2 separate regions of the Homo sapiens genome follow, and region 1 is linked to region 2. The links are chromatin contacts, found by Hi-C or POLR2A ChIA-PET in ENCODE. All regions are on one chromosome and are shown on one strand. Each heading gives the region's core, a stretch centred on a gene start or an enhancer-like site at or near the end of the contact. The rest is flanking DNA. Distances are from core to core; before and after follow the strand shown.

Region 1 (6,544 bases), core at 4,035-6,534, 430 kb after region 2:
GCAGAAGAATGGTGTGAACCCGAGAGGCGGAGGCTGCCGTGAGCCAAGATCGTGCCACTGCACTCCAGCCTGGGCAGCAGAGCGAGACTCCATCTCAAAAAAAAAAAAAAGATTCCAAAAGCAACATCGAATGGGAGATAATGAACTTAGGAAGCTGACAGCCTTGATCCATTCCATGCCTCTGCTGTCTCCTAGCTATGTGACTTCAAGCACAGCATGTCACTTCTGAGCTTCAGTTCCTTCATCTGCAGAGCTGAGCCCAGCCTTGCAGGGCTGGAGGGAGCCCGGGAGCGGGTGTGTGCAGAGCCAACTGCTCAGTTCTTCCCTGTGATGAGGTTTCAGTCAAGAGAAAGTCGTTGGCCTCTCTGTGGGGACGTGGTGAGGCAGTGAAAGAGGCTGTCCCCGCTTCAAGGTTTCTTCCCTCCTCTCTTTCTTCTCCTTGCATGTTTGTTTCTTCAGCTGAAGCCACACATCAATGGGCCCTTCACCCCTGACCTGGCTCACCCTGTGGCAGAAGTGGGCAAGGTGGCAGAGAAGGAAGGATGGCCTCTGGACATCCGAGTGGGTGAGCACCTTCCACCCCATCTGTTTAGCAGGTCTCAGGGCCAGTGGCTCTGCCCAGGGCTGTAGACAATCACCTATGCCTACTGTGTGGCACTTTCTAAGGTGGGCAGTTTCTGAAATGGGTTTATTATTGAAAAATTACTTTTTCGGCCAGAAGTGGTGGCTCATGCTTGAAATCCCAGCATTTCAGGAGGCCAATGCAGGTGGATTACTTGAGTCTAGGGGTTCAAGACCAGCCTGGGCAACATGGAAAAACCCCGTCTCTTAAAAGAAAATGCAAAAATTGGCCAGGGGCAGTGGCTCACACCTGTAATCCCAGCACTTTGGGAGGCCGAGATGGGTGGATCATGAGGTCAGGAGATCGAGACCATCCTGGCTAACACGGTGAAACCCCATCTCTACTAAAAATACAAAAAATTAGCCAGGGGTGGTGGCAGGCACCTGTAGCCCCAGCTACTTGGGAGGCTGAGGCAGGAGAATCGCTTGAACCCAGGAGGCGGAGGTTGCAATGAACCGAGATTGTGTCACTGCACTCCAGCCTGGGTGACAGAGCGAGGCTCCGTCTCAGAAAAAAAAAAAAAAATTGGCCAGGTGTGGAGGCGCATGCCTATAGTCCTAGCTACTCAGGAGGCTAAGGTGGGAGGATCACTTGAGTCCTGGAGGTCAAGGCTACAGTGAGCCGAGATGGTACCACTGCATTCCAGCCTGGGCAACAAAGGCAGACTCAAAACTGCAGACTCAAGCAACAGAGCCTGCCTCCAAAAAAAAAAAAAAAAAAAAAAAAGAAAGAAAAGAAAAATTACTTTTTCTTGGCAGAAAAGAAAAATATGTTTATTGTAGAGAATATTCACAATCAAGAAGAATTTTTAAAACTCCTAATCTCAACCCCCAGCCAGGAGCAAGCTCTTAGAGCTCTTGGAGAGGTGTGCTGTGTTTCTGTGTATTGTGTGCATAGATTTTCCCGTTTTACATTTTATATCACCCATGCTGCTTTATGTGACTTTTCATGCTTTACACATGCAGACGCCCTGGCATGCCAGTCACTGGCATCTGCTGCTGCTGGGTACAGTGTGGCTGTGAAGAGCATGGAGCCTGGAGCCAGATGGCCTGGGCTTGAATCCTGGCTCTGCCACCTAACAGCCACTAACAGCTGAGTGACCCTGAGCAAACTACTTCACTGTCTATGTGTGGGTTCCCCATCTGTAAAACAGGAGTCATGATCGTACTGACACCTTTGAAGGTGGTGTTGGGCCTACTGCTGCTATCACCAATGAGAAAAATAAATAAAAAATAAAGTTGTCTGGAGAAGTGACAATATGTGAAAAGAGATTTCTATACCGTCTGGCCGAAAATAAGGGCAATATAATGTGTTCGCCCTTATTCATTGAAGTAATTTTAAGAAAAAAAATATTTGGTGGTTTAATAATTAGAAAGTAAATTACTAAATTAATAAAAGAAACTATCTTGGCTGGTTATATGGGCTTTTGCCAGTAATCCCAACCCTTTTTTTTTTTTTTGAGACAGAGTCTTGCTCTGTCACCCAGGCTGGAGTGCAGTGGCACAATCTCGGCTCACTGCAGCCTCCGCCTCCCAGGTTCAAGCAGTTCTGCCTCAGCCTCCCGAGTAGCTGGGACTACAGGCGCCCGCCACCATGCCTGGCTAATTTTTGTATTTTTAGTAGAGATGGGGGTTTCACTGTGTTAGCCAGGCTAGTCTGGAACTCCTGACCTCAAGTGATCTGCCTGCCTCGGCCTCTCAAAGTTGTGGGATTACAGGTGTGAGCCACCGCGCCTGGCCAGTCCCAACACTTTGAGAGGCTGAGGCAGGAGGATCATTTGATCCCAGGAGTTCAAGAGCAGCCTGGGCAACATGGTGAGACTTTGTCTCTACAAAAACAATTTATTGAATTAGCCAGGTGTGGTGGTACTCACCTGTGGGTCCCAGCTACTCAGGAAGTTGAGGCAGGAGGAGTTGCTTGAGCCCCAGGAGTTAGAGACTGCAGTGAGCAAGCCTCGACTGTGCCCTTGCACTCCAGCCTGGGCGACAGAGCAAGACCCCATCTCAACAACAACAAAAAGAGACTGTCTAGACAGAAAGTGCGATGTTATTCAGGTTTTATAGACTTTTTAAAAAGAACTCTTATTGCCCTGATTATAAAACAATCTTTAAAACCCAGAAAATACTAGAAAGTATAAAAGAAGAAAATTAGCATCTCCTGTCAGCCCCAGCCCATCAAGGATGGCTGTTCGTATGAGCCCTCTGACGTGCCTACACGTGTACATGATATTGCTGTAAAAGGGGTCATAGTCCTAATGTGTTCAGCATCATGGCCAATGGCTACAGCATCTTTCTTCAAATGACGCCACGTCATGAGTTAGCCTGTCCTTTATTGTTGGATATTTCGGTTGCTTGCAACTGGTCTCTGTTAAAAAAGTCTCTGGCCCAGCCCAGATGGTGAACTCTTTTGGCCAAGTCTGGATAATTTGAAGTCAGGTGGAGACCTCTGCTCACTGTCTCCTCCTGACCCTTAACCCCACCACCCACAATGCACCAGGTCTAATTGGTAGCTGCACCAATTCAAGCTATGAAGATATGGGGCGCTCAGCAGCTGTGGCCAAGCAGGCACTGGCCCATGGCCTCAAGTGCAAGTCCCAGTTCACCATCACTCCAGGTTCCGAGCAGATCCGCGCCACCATTGAGCGGGACGGCTATGTGAGTGCCCATATCCCCCTGCCCATCTCCCCCACCCCATGCTGAGTAATGCCTCCAGGCGGCACAAGCCCAGAGGCCTGTTGGGCCGGGGCTGGGGCAGGTCCCAGTGGCTGCCCTGGGGTTCCAGTACAGCACTTCGTCCTGCAGCCACCACATCACCCCTTCCCATCAGACTCTCACCCACCCTTGACATTCTGTCTTCCTCTCTCCCTGGCAGGCACAGATCTTGAGGGATCTGGGTGGCATTGTCCTGGCCAATGCTTGTGGCCCCTGCATTGGCCAGTGGGACAGGTAAGAGGCGTATCTTTTGACAAGACAGCCCCTTGTGCACAGGGTACAGAGCCCCAGAAGTTGGAGGGGGAATTATTGGGGTGGAGAGAAGAGACTCCAGCCAAGGTCTCTAGCTCCAGGGACTCTTGCCCATTAGAAGCCTCTGGCAGACATGCCTGGGAAGAGGGGCTGGGTGAGGAAGGGCCCTGCAGAGGCACTGGGGGGCAACTTGGCTGAAGCCTGGGCTGGCAGGAGGAAGCCAGCGCGGCCTCACCCTGACGGACACAGCAGGAGCCGTTTGGGAGGAGGCAGTGCCCCAGGTCAGGAAACTCAGGCCTTGACCAAGGCCTTGCCTCTGGCTTACGTGTGGTTGCAGGCTGGGCCCAGTGATCCTGAGGTTCCCTTCTGCTCTGCGCGTGGCCCCAGGAGGAGGCAACCCTGGCAGGGCCTCTTCATTTTCCCTCGGTAGGAGCTAGGCTGGGCTGCGCCACAGGAACCCAGCTTATCTGTCCTCGGGACAGGCCAGGTGACAAGGCCAGATATCCCTAACCCTGATCCCTCTGACCTGGCAGGAAGGACATCAAGAAGGGGGAGAAGAACACAATCGTCACCTCCTACAACAGGAACTTCACGGGCCGCAACGACGCAAACCCCGAGACCCATGCCTTTGTCACGTCCCCAGAGGTGAGACTGCCCAGCTGCGCACAAGCCTGGGATGGCCTCTGGGGGTCCCTGGCGGGTCAGAGGAGGAGGCAGAAGGAGATGGGGACTGGGGTCATCCAAGTGGTAGCCAGGAGCTACAGGCCTTCCCAGCCTCAGGCGCATGCTTGGTGCTTCCTGCCTGGGGCTCCCTGGGTCATGGGATTATGAGATATTTATACAGTGGTTTGTGCTTATGAGCATGGAATTTGGAATCTCACTCACTGCCTAGGACACATCCCAGCCCTGCCTCTAACTCGCTGTATGAGTGTGGCCAAGTCACTTACCTTCTCTGTGTCCCCGTAATCCTCGGGATTACCTGGGAAAGTGCGTGGGACACATGCAGTTTCCAACCCCAGGTAGGAGTTCCACAAAAGCGAGGCCTTTGCCATTGTTCCCGTGGCCAGAGTGAGCCTTGCCCTTGGCGGTATTCAGCCCTGGCCGTGACTGGCACATGGCCAGGCTCTCTTGACTTGGTTGTTTATCTGCGTGTTCTACAAATATGTCTTGCTAAATGGGTGAAGGAATGGCTCCTTCCATGTTTTTAGTGTCCTGCGCACTGAGCAGGTTTGCATCATACCAGCATTTCTGCGCCAGGGCCCCCACTCCCTCCAGGATAGCTGTGAGGAGAGAGAACAGCACTGCCGGCCCGGCCCTGCAGGGATGGGAGAGGCCGCACTGCCCTTGGCTTCCTGAGTCCTCTGCAGGCCCAAGGCCCCGTGGTCCCAAAGATCGTCCTGCAGCTCTGGCCTCTGAGGAACACAGGGGTCTGGGAAGAACATGGAAATTTCCTGGGTTCCTTTCTCAGTTTTGGCCTAGGCTTTTGGTAGGTGCAGGAGACAGGAGTGGCAATTGGTGCTGACCAACAAACTGGCCACCTCCATTTCAGATTGTCACAGCCCTGGCCATTGCGGGAACCCTCAAGTTCAACCCAGAGACCGACTACCTGACGGGCACGGATGGCAAGAAGTTCAGGCTGGAGGCTCCGGATGCAGATGAGCTTCCCAAAGGGGTGAGCGCCCACGCCCCCTGCTTGCTGGTTGCTGTGTGGCCACGTCACTTCCTTCTCAACCTCACAGCACCTCCTGTGCAGGCAGGGAGGGCGCTGCTAGTGAGAAGGAAGCAGCTCTGTTCCCTGGGAGGGGAGGTGGGGCCCGAGGAAACTTGCCTTCTGAGAGTCTGTCCTTGTGGGAACTGAGGACTCAGCACCCCACGCATCCCCATTCCCTGCTGCAGGAGTTTGACCCAGGGCAGGACACCTACCAGCACCCACCCAAGGACAGCAGCGGGCAGCATGTGGACGTGAGCCCCACCAGCCAGCGCCTGCAGCTCCTGGAGCCTTTTGACAAGTGGGATGGCAAGGACCTGGAGGACCTGCAGATCCTCATCAAGGTCAGCAGCATGGGGACGGCAGGACAGCCCCACCCTGCCAGGGCCCCCCGTCCCCTGAGCATCGGGAAGGGCCATGAACCTGGAGGAAGTGAGCACAGTCAAGACGCAGGTGGGAGATGGAAGGGAGGTTTGGCTGCAGAGCAGAGAGGGTATCGCAACGCAGTCCAGCGTCCCCCTTCTCTGTGGCCCCGAACTGGGCAGAGCTAGATCTGGCCAGCCTCCGTCTGGGGCCCTCAGCCATCCAGCAGCAGCTGATCAGAGCCACCTCCAGTGGGTGTGGGCAGGTGAGTACAGCTCAGGCTGGGCTGGGACAGTGTGTGTGATTGCACAGCAGGCTCCACACCTGGCACGTCCACACAGGCTCTGGAAGCCATGGACAACTCCTGCCCCCACAGTTGGGCACCCGTGGATATGGGATGGCTTGTGTTTGGCACCGACCAAAAACAAGCCTTTTTGGTGTGGCCAGAGGCCTCCAATCTGTGTCAGATATTTATTTATGCTGCTTATTAAGGGGTCTCCAGGCACCCCTGTGACAGAAGAGACTAATCAGTCATCAGCCAGGACCCAGGCATGTCCTGGGCTCCTGTGTCCAGCATGAGGTCTGTGGCTGATCTTGCAGCTGAGGCCTGAAGGGTGAGCGAACATTGACCTGTCCCAACTTTGGGCGGCCTCTGCCCCATAAGGGAGACTGAGCAGCCAGAGGCCTTTGAGGGGATGAAGGCCTGGCCTGAGCCCATGTGGCCTTAGGGTGGAAGCACCAGGACCACAGAACACGTGTCTGAAGACTTGCCTGCCTCTCACCCCTCTGTCACCCCTCCTGGGCCCCGGGGCCTGCTGCCTGCCTCTGGAGGGCTTGTCATCCACCCCTCCAGGGCCATGCCCTGACCTCTGTCCTCTCTACTTACCA
Region 2 (7,148 bases), core at 4,038-6,537:
GCCACCATACCCAGCTTCAATTCTGCTGTTCTGAAGCCATCTTAAGAGTCACCTTGATTGTCTTTGTGTGATCCATATTTTCTTGCCATCAGCCACTTCCAACATGGCCAATTTCAGGTTCAGGGTCCTGGGGAAAGGCCAGAGGAGCACATCTCAAGAAGATGCCCCAAGCATCAGAGTTCTGCATGTACAGCAGAGCCGGGGGCCATGGCCTCTGATTTCTTTTGGTTGAATTTTCTCATGGGATGTTCCTCAGATCTCCTTCAATCCACTTCTTATATCTAGTCCTACAGTATTTTTGGCCAGGTGGGCAAGGTATGTTTGAATGCTGCTTTGATTCAAGCTGGATCCTGTGTAAAACTAAGCAAATCTTTTTCCTAAAGTTTACAGAAACTCTTTAAAAAGAAAAAAAAAAAAGCTGGGTGCGGTGGCTCACGCCTATAATCCCAGCACTTTGAGAGTCCAAGGCAGGCGGATCACGAGGTCAGGAGTTCGAGACCAGCCCAGTCAACATGGTGAAACCCCATCTCTACTAAAGATACAAAAAATTAGCCAGCGTGGTGGCGCAAGCCTGTAATCCAAGCTATTCGGGAGGCTGAGACAGCAGAATTGCTTAAACCTGGTAGGCGGAGGTTGCAGTGACCCGAGATCGCACCACTGCACTCCAGCCTGGGTGACAGGGCGAGACTCTGTCTCAAAAAAAAAAAGAAAAGAAAAGAAAAGAAAAGAAAAAGAGGCCAGGCTCGGTGGCTCATGTCTGTAATCCCTGCTACTAGGGATACTAGGGAGGCTGAGTCAGGAGAATTGCTTGAACCTGGGAAGCAGAGGCTGCAGTGAGCCAAGATCATGCCACTGCACTCCAGCCTGGGCAACAGAGTGAGACTCTGTCTCATAAGAAAAAAAAGAAACTCTTAAAAAAAAAAAAACCAGCTGGGGCCAGGTACAGTGGCTCATTCCTGTAACAGCACTTTGGGAGGCCAAGGTGTGTGGATCAACTGAGGTGAGGAGTTTGAGACCAGCCTGGCATGGTGAAACCCCGTCTCTACTAAAAATACACAAAATTAGCTGGGTCCGTGGTGGTGCATGCCTGTAATCCCAGCTACCAGGGAGGCTGAGGCGGAAGAATCACTTAAACCTGGGAGGCAGAGGTTGCAGTGAGCGGAGATCATGCCACTGCACTACAGCTTGGGTGACAGAGCAAGGCTCTGTCTCAAAAAAACAAGAAAACAAACAAACAAAAACAGGCCGGGTGCAGTGGCTCACGCCTGTCATCCCAGCACTTTGGGAGGCCAAGGCGGGCAGATCACGAGGTCAACAGATCTAAACCATCCTGACCAAAATGGTGAAACCCCATCTCTACTAAAAATACAAAAATTAGCTGGATGTGGTGGCGCACACCTGTAGTCCCAGCTACTCGGGAGGCTGAGGCAGGAGAATCACTTGAACCCAGGAGGCAGAGGTTGCAGTGAGCTGAGATGGCGCCATTGCACTCCAACCTGGCAACAGAGCCAGACTCCGTCTCAAAAAAAAAAACAAAAAAAAAAAACTGGGCAAGCAATCTCCCACCAGGAAATGACAGAGCAAGTTTCCAGGTGTCCTCCACATTTCTCATTTCTTTGCTTTGTTTTTTAAAATATTTATTTATTTATTTTAAGAGACAGGATCTCTCACTCTATTGCCCAGGCTGTAGTGCAGTGGCATGATTACACCTCACTGCAGCCTCGACTTCCCAGGCTGAAGTGATTCTCCCATTTCAGTATCTGGAGTAGCTGGACTACAGGTGCTGTGTACACCACCGCGCCTAAGTAATTTTTTTTTTTTAACTTTTGTAGAGATGGGGAATAGGGGGGTCTCTTTATGTTTGCTGGGCTCAAGCGATCCTCCCACCCTCGTCTCCTGAAACGTTGGGATTACAGGCATGAGACACTGTGCCCGACCAACATTCTTTCCTTTGTACTCCTTAGTCTGAATATGGGTATAAACTATTAAAAATAACAAAATTATCCCTGAAGGCCAATCTTGATCTCACTCCTACACATTGAATTCATCCTGTAACAACTTTAAGATAAAGAAGTTCTGTCCTTTTCAATTTGCCTGCTTTTTTTTTTTTTTTGAGACGGAGTCTCGCTCTTTCGCCCAGGCCAGAGTGCAGTGGCGCGATCTCGGCTCACTGCAAGCTCCACCTCCCGGGTTCACGCCATTCTCCTGCCTCAGCCTCCCGAGTAGCTGGGACTACAGGTGCCCGCCACCGTGCCCGGCTAATTTTTTGTATTTTTAGTAGAGACGGGGTTTCACCGTGTTAACCAGGATGGTCTCGATCTCCTGACCTCGTGATCCGCCCGCCTTGGCCTCCCAAAGTGCTGGGATTACAGGCGTGAGCCACCGCACCTGGCCTTTTTTTTTTTTTTTGAGACAGAGTCTCGCTCTGTCGCACAGGCTGGAGTGCAGTGGGCGATCTCTGCTCACTGCAGGCTCTGCCTCCCAGGTTCACGCCATTCTCCTGCCTCAGCCTCCCGAGTAGCTAGGACTACAGGTGCCCGCCACCACGCCCAGCTAATTTTTTTGTGTGTGTTTTTAGTAGAGACGGGGTTTCACCGTGTTGGCCAGGATGGTCTCAATCTCCTGACCTCCTGATCCGCCCTCCTCGGCCTCCCAAAGTGCTGGGATTACAAGCGTGAGCCACCACGCCCGGTTCAATTTGCCTGCTTTTCTACTGCAGTTTGGGTGATCTAGGCCTGATCATTAGAGGACAGATTCCATCCCTGTCAGCAACTTCAATTGCTCCATTAGGATCTTCACTCTTATGTTCTTATTTATTCATCCCAACATTAATTTAAAAAACAAACAGAAACAATATAAAAAAAAAAACAAAGAAAATCCAACAATTTGCAAATACCAGCTACGGAGCATGAGATATGAAATAAAAGAAAAAAAATTTTTTTTTCTTTGGGACAGAGTTTTGCTCTTGTCGCCCAGGCTGGAGTGCAATGGCACAATCTCAGCTCACTGCAACCTCCGCTTCCCGGGTTTAAGAGATTCTCCTACCTCAGCCTCCCAAGTAGCTAGGATTACAGGCGTGCACCACCACACCCGGACAAGTTTTGTATTTTTAGTAGAAACGGGGTTTCACCATGTTGGCCAGGCTTGTCTCGAACTCCTGACCTCAGGTGATCCACTGGCCTCGGCCTCACAAAGTGCTGGGATTACAGGCGTGAGCCACCGTGCCTGGCCGAGAAAAAGCTTTTAACCGTATCAGTAGATACTGGTTTCGGGGTTTCTTTCGGGGTCACTTACACCCCTGCCACCTCCTCCAGTACCAATTTACCCATGGCCAAACACAGGGTGATGTGTAGGAACCTGAAAGCACGTCTCCGACCTCAGCTGCAAAACTGTGGAGTCCCACACACTAGACTTTATATTCCAGCATTTCCTCTCACCATTACATTTTTGCTTTTTTCCATCCTTACATTACCTTTACCACATTTTTGTTTTTCCCATAATTACATTAGATAAGGCAATGGCTAGACGTGGTCTTTTACTAACTTGTTCTATTGGGAGCGGACGAGAAAAAAAAAAAAGACAAACCCTAGAAATGTCTTCAGGTCCCAGCCATGTTTAGGAAAATACTTGAAGGCTTCTGCGGTGAGAGTGCTACCTGGTAAGGGCGTATGGACACACGTGGAGGGCAAGAAATGAATTTGGGTCTGGTGCCGAAACATCTTTCCACTGCTGTGATTTTGTTTTCTGGTCAGAGTAATAATGCTCGTTGTAAAATAAATAAATAAATAATACATAAAAAGGAAAAGGAAAATTCAGAGAAAATGAAAACAACTCGTAATCAACGTGCTTTTTGGATGTGAACTGCTCCCTTTGGGAGGGCAATGGAGAAGTGAGGACGCACTGGGTATCTGGCCCGGAACAGCCGGCAGTGGGTACACCCTGCCTGGTGAATTCGACCGGGGTTTTGGGGGACCCGCCACCCAAGGGCCGAAGAGCAGGGCCGCCCTACGGGCGCTCCCATTTGGCCACCTGAGTGGCGACTTGGCGCCTTCCTCGGAGCAGCTCCGGGGTTCCGTCGTCCCGGTTCCCACTGGTCCCTTACGCAGAGACCAAAGGCAGGAACCTTCCCTCGTAACTATCCACCGACTGAAAATAGATTCTGAGTCCGCCCCCGCCCCTCCCCCCTTAAAATCCTCCCCACTCTTAAAATCCTCCCCTTTAAAGGGAGCCACAGGGTGACGCCGGGGGAGTTTGCGGAAGCGCTAACCGCGTTGGGGCCTAGGGCGGATCCCGTGATTGGGACAGGCCCCGCCCCCGGCTCCACTTCCCCCATTGTGTGAGCGGCTCGGGCCTAGGCCCCGCCCCCCTCCGGAGGCCCGGCCACTCCCCTTTTCCACCCCCCCTTGGCTCATTTCCGGCCGCCGCCGCTACCGCTAGCCTGTAAGGAGGATTCGGCAGAGGGAAGAAACAACAGCCGCCATCTTGTTTGTGTGCTAGGCTGGGGGGGAGAGAGGGCGAGAGAGAGCGGGCGAGAGTGGGCAAGCAGGACGCCGGGCTGAGTGCTAACTGCGGGAGCCAGAGAGTGCGGAGGGGAGTCGGGTCGGAGAGAGGCGGCAGGGGCCGAGACAGTGGCAGGGGGCCCGGGGCGCACGGGCTGAGGCGACCCCCAGCCCCCTCCCGTCCGCACACACCCCCACCGCGGTCCAGCAGCCGGGCCGGCGTCGACGCCTAGGGGGGACCATTACATAACCCCGCGCCCCGCGGCGTCTTCTCCCGCCGCCGCGGGCGGCCCCGAACGGAGCCCCGGGGGGCGGGCGCTCCCAGCACCTGGCCGCCGGCGGTGGGGGCCGTAGCAGCGGCCGTATTTATTTATTTTCCGCGGGAAAGGAAGGCGAAGGAGGGGAGCGCGGCGCGAGGAGGGGCCGCCTGCGCCGCCGCCGGAGCGGGGCCTCCTCGGTGGGCTCCGCGTCGGCGCGGGCGTGCGGGCGGCGCTGCTCGGCCCGGCCCCCTCGGCCCTCTGGTCCGGCCAGCTCCGCTCCCGGCGTCCTTGCCGCGCCTCCGCCGGCCGCCGCGCGATGTGAGGCGGCGGCGCCAGCCTGGCTCTCGGCTCGGGCGAGTTCTCTGCGGCCATTAGGGGCCGGTGCGGCGGCGGCGGCGCGGAGCGCGGCGGCAGGAGGAGGGTTCGGAGGGTGGGGGCGCAGGCCCGGGAGGGGGCACCGGGAGGAGGTGAGTGTCTCTTGTCGCCTCCTCCTCTCCCCCCTTTTCGCCCCCGCCTCCTTGTGGCGATGAGAAGGAGGAGGACAGCGCCGAGGAGGAAGAGGTTGATGGCGGCGGCGGAGCTCCGAGAGACCTCGGCTGGGCAGGGGCCGGCCGTGGCGGGCCGGGGACTGCGCCTCTAGAGCCGCGAGTTCTCGGGAATTCGCCGCAGCGGACGCGCTCGGCGAATTTGTGCTCTTGTGCCCTCCTCCGGGCTTGGGCCCAGGCCCGGCCCCTCGCACTTGCCCTTACCTTTTCTATCGAGTCCGCATCCCTCTCCAGCCACTGCGACCCGGCGAAGAGAAAAAGGAACTTCCCCCACCCCCTCGGGTGCCGTCGGAGCCCCCCAGCCCACCCCTGGGTGCGGCGCGGGGACCCCGGGCCGAAGAAGAGATTTCCTGAGGATTCTGGTTTTCCTCGCTTGTATCTCCGAAAGAATTAAAAATGGCCGAGAATGTGGTGGAACCGGGGCCGCCTTCAGCCAAGCGGCCTAAACTCTCATCTCCGGCCCTCTCGGCGTCCGCCAGCGATGGCACAGGTTAGTTTCGGCAGCCCCGGCCTTCCACGTTCCCTTTAATCTTTTCTACTCGGTGCGCCTTTATTCTTCCATTTTTTTTTTCTTCCTCTCTCTCTAGTTCCCTGCCCCTTAATTAATTTTAAAGGTATTTGAATGAGCTGGTCGAAGACGTCCAGTAGCCCAACCATTTTCTTTGCCTCCTAATACATTGATTGCAACACTATGTCATATCGGTGTGTGTTCTGGAATTAGAGCTCGTAAGTGGGTGCTATATAGAAATGGCCTGTATTGTTGCTCTCATGCAATTTAATTTGGGAAATGCCAATGCATTTGTGTGTAAGAGCTCCTATGCAATTTAAGTTTCATTTTTTTTGTTCTTGGCAAATGAATTTCGAATCCTTTCTCTTTACTGTACTTACTGTGTTTCCTCTACTTTCCACTCTTCGAAATTTTCTCTCCTTTGCAGAATATTTTCTGTTGAGGAATAGGGTGTAAAAAAATCTTGATTTTGTGTGTGCGAGGTCCAAGATTTCAGGTTAGAGGTGAAGTTTAACAATTCTTTTATCTTACCTACCATTCTTAGCTTTTTTTTCCTTTTTCTTCTTATTTGCTTTAAGAATCAATATGGAGCGCAGTTCATTTCACATCTCCCAGTTCTTTGGTGTGAGACCAAAATGTCTGAAACTCTGGGTTTTTAGGTTGGGAGAACAGGGGCATGTTCTTTGCAGTTTGCAGTCACTTTCTCATTTTAGGGGAAATAAGATAAACAATTTTGTGGAGTTACGTACCTGGAAATCAAGGTTAGAAGTTGAAAGAGTTCCAATCATGAACTACAAACGTGAACTGATTGTACAAAAGTTTAAAATGTGCATTAGGTTTGGTGTTTGTGTGTGTCTTTGTCTTTTTACACTTTTAAACATACTTGGAGATCAAGATTTTCGTTTAAAAGCTTTACGACCAGTTCATTCAGTTGTGGACTAGCTCCTTTGTCAGGAGAAGTTCAGGGAGACTTCTTCCATCATCCCTTCATTCTTTTCTTACAGTTAGTTTAATGGTGTTATCCTGATGGGTAAGGACCTTTTCTTTGCTGGGATAATGAAGATGAAGAATGGCTGGCCATCTGACAGTCCACAAGATGTTCCCCTTTACTACGGAGCATCTCTTTAACTCCCTGAGAGCAGGCTCAGCGTCATCCCTCCATCTGCCAGTGAGAGTGCATAATGGAGTTAAATGTACCCTTTGAGTTTGTAGAGAACTTCGAGAGCATGTTTCTAAATAGGCTTCATTTCAGAGGGTGAAAATGGGAAGACAGAGCTAATGCTTTGAATTCGTTGCTTTTATAAGAAAGATGTGAAATGAATTTAAGTTAACCTGC

The links. A loop is a pair of places that touch in the nucleus more often than their neighbours do. ChIA-PET counts read pairs that join two places held with the same protein, here RNA polymerase II (POLR2A). Pooled maps may share reads with other maps.
Region 1: a loop to region 2 is called in a pooled map, with 3 times the contacts of the local background. The contact joins the enhancer-like site here to the promoter of EP300 in region 2. A Hi-C loop is called at or near these places in 1 of 168 maps with a recorded cell type or tissue (dorsolateral prefrontal cortex) and 6 of 50 pooled maps. POLR2A ChIA-PET finds 5 or more read pairs at or near these places in 1 of 52 experiments (WTC11).

Annotation. Positions count from the first base shown.
Region 1 is chr22:41,519,712-41,526,255 of GRCh38, forward strand. It overlaps ACO2 (aconitase 2), which reads left to right. Exons shown (of 18, transcript NM_001098.3): 9 at 460-565; 10 at 3,119-3,276; 11 at 3,494-3,567; 12 at 4,119-4,230; 13 at 5,135-5,257; 14 at 5,482-5,637. It overlaps POLR3H (RNA polymerase III subunit H), which reads right to left. Exons shown (of 6, transcript NM_001018050.4): 6 at 6,088-6,544. Among named protein-coding and RNA genes, the nearest start is that of POLR3H, 21 kb to the right of the region's middle. RefSeq lists enhancers at 5,374-5,423, 5,434-5,603. Within about 2 kb of position 5,285, at least 30 of the 41 ENCODE cell types and tissues checked have a DNase peak (open chromatin) inside an H3K27ac peak, as active enhancers do; they include dorsolateral prefrontal cortex, where a contact is called at or near this core.
Region 2 is chr22:41,087,305-41,094,452 of GRCh38, forward strand. It overlaps EP300 (EP300 lysine acetyltransferase), which reads left to right and starts at 5,288. Exons shown (of 31, transcript NM_001429.4): 1 at 5,288-5,794. The coding sequence starts at 5,701. MIR1281 (microRNA 1281) reads left to right here and starts at 5,209; the gene lies at 5,209-5,262. RefSeq lists silencers at 4,189-4,478, 4,579-5,348, 5,529-5,628 and an enhancer at 5,739-5,978.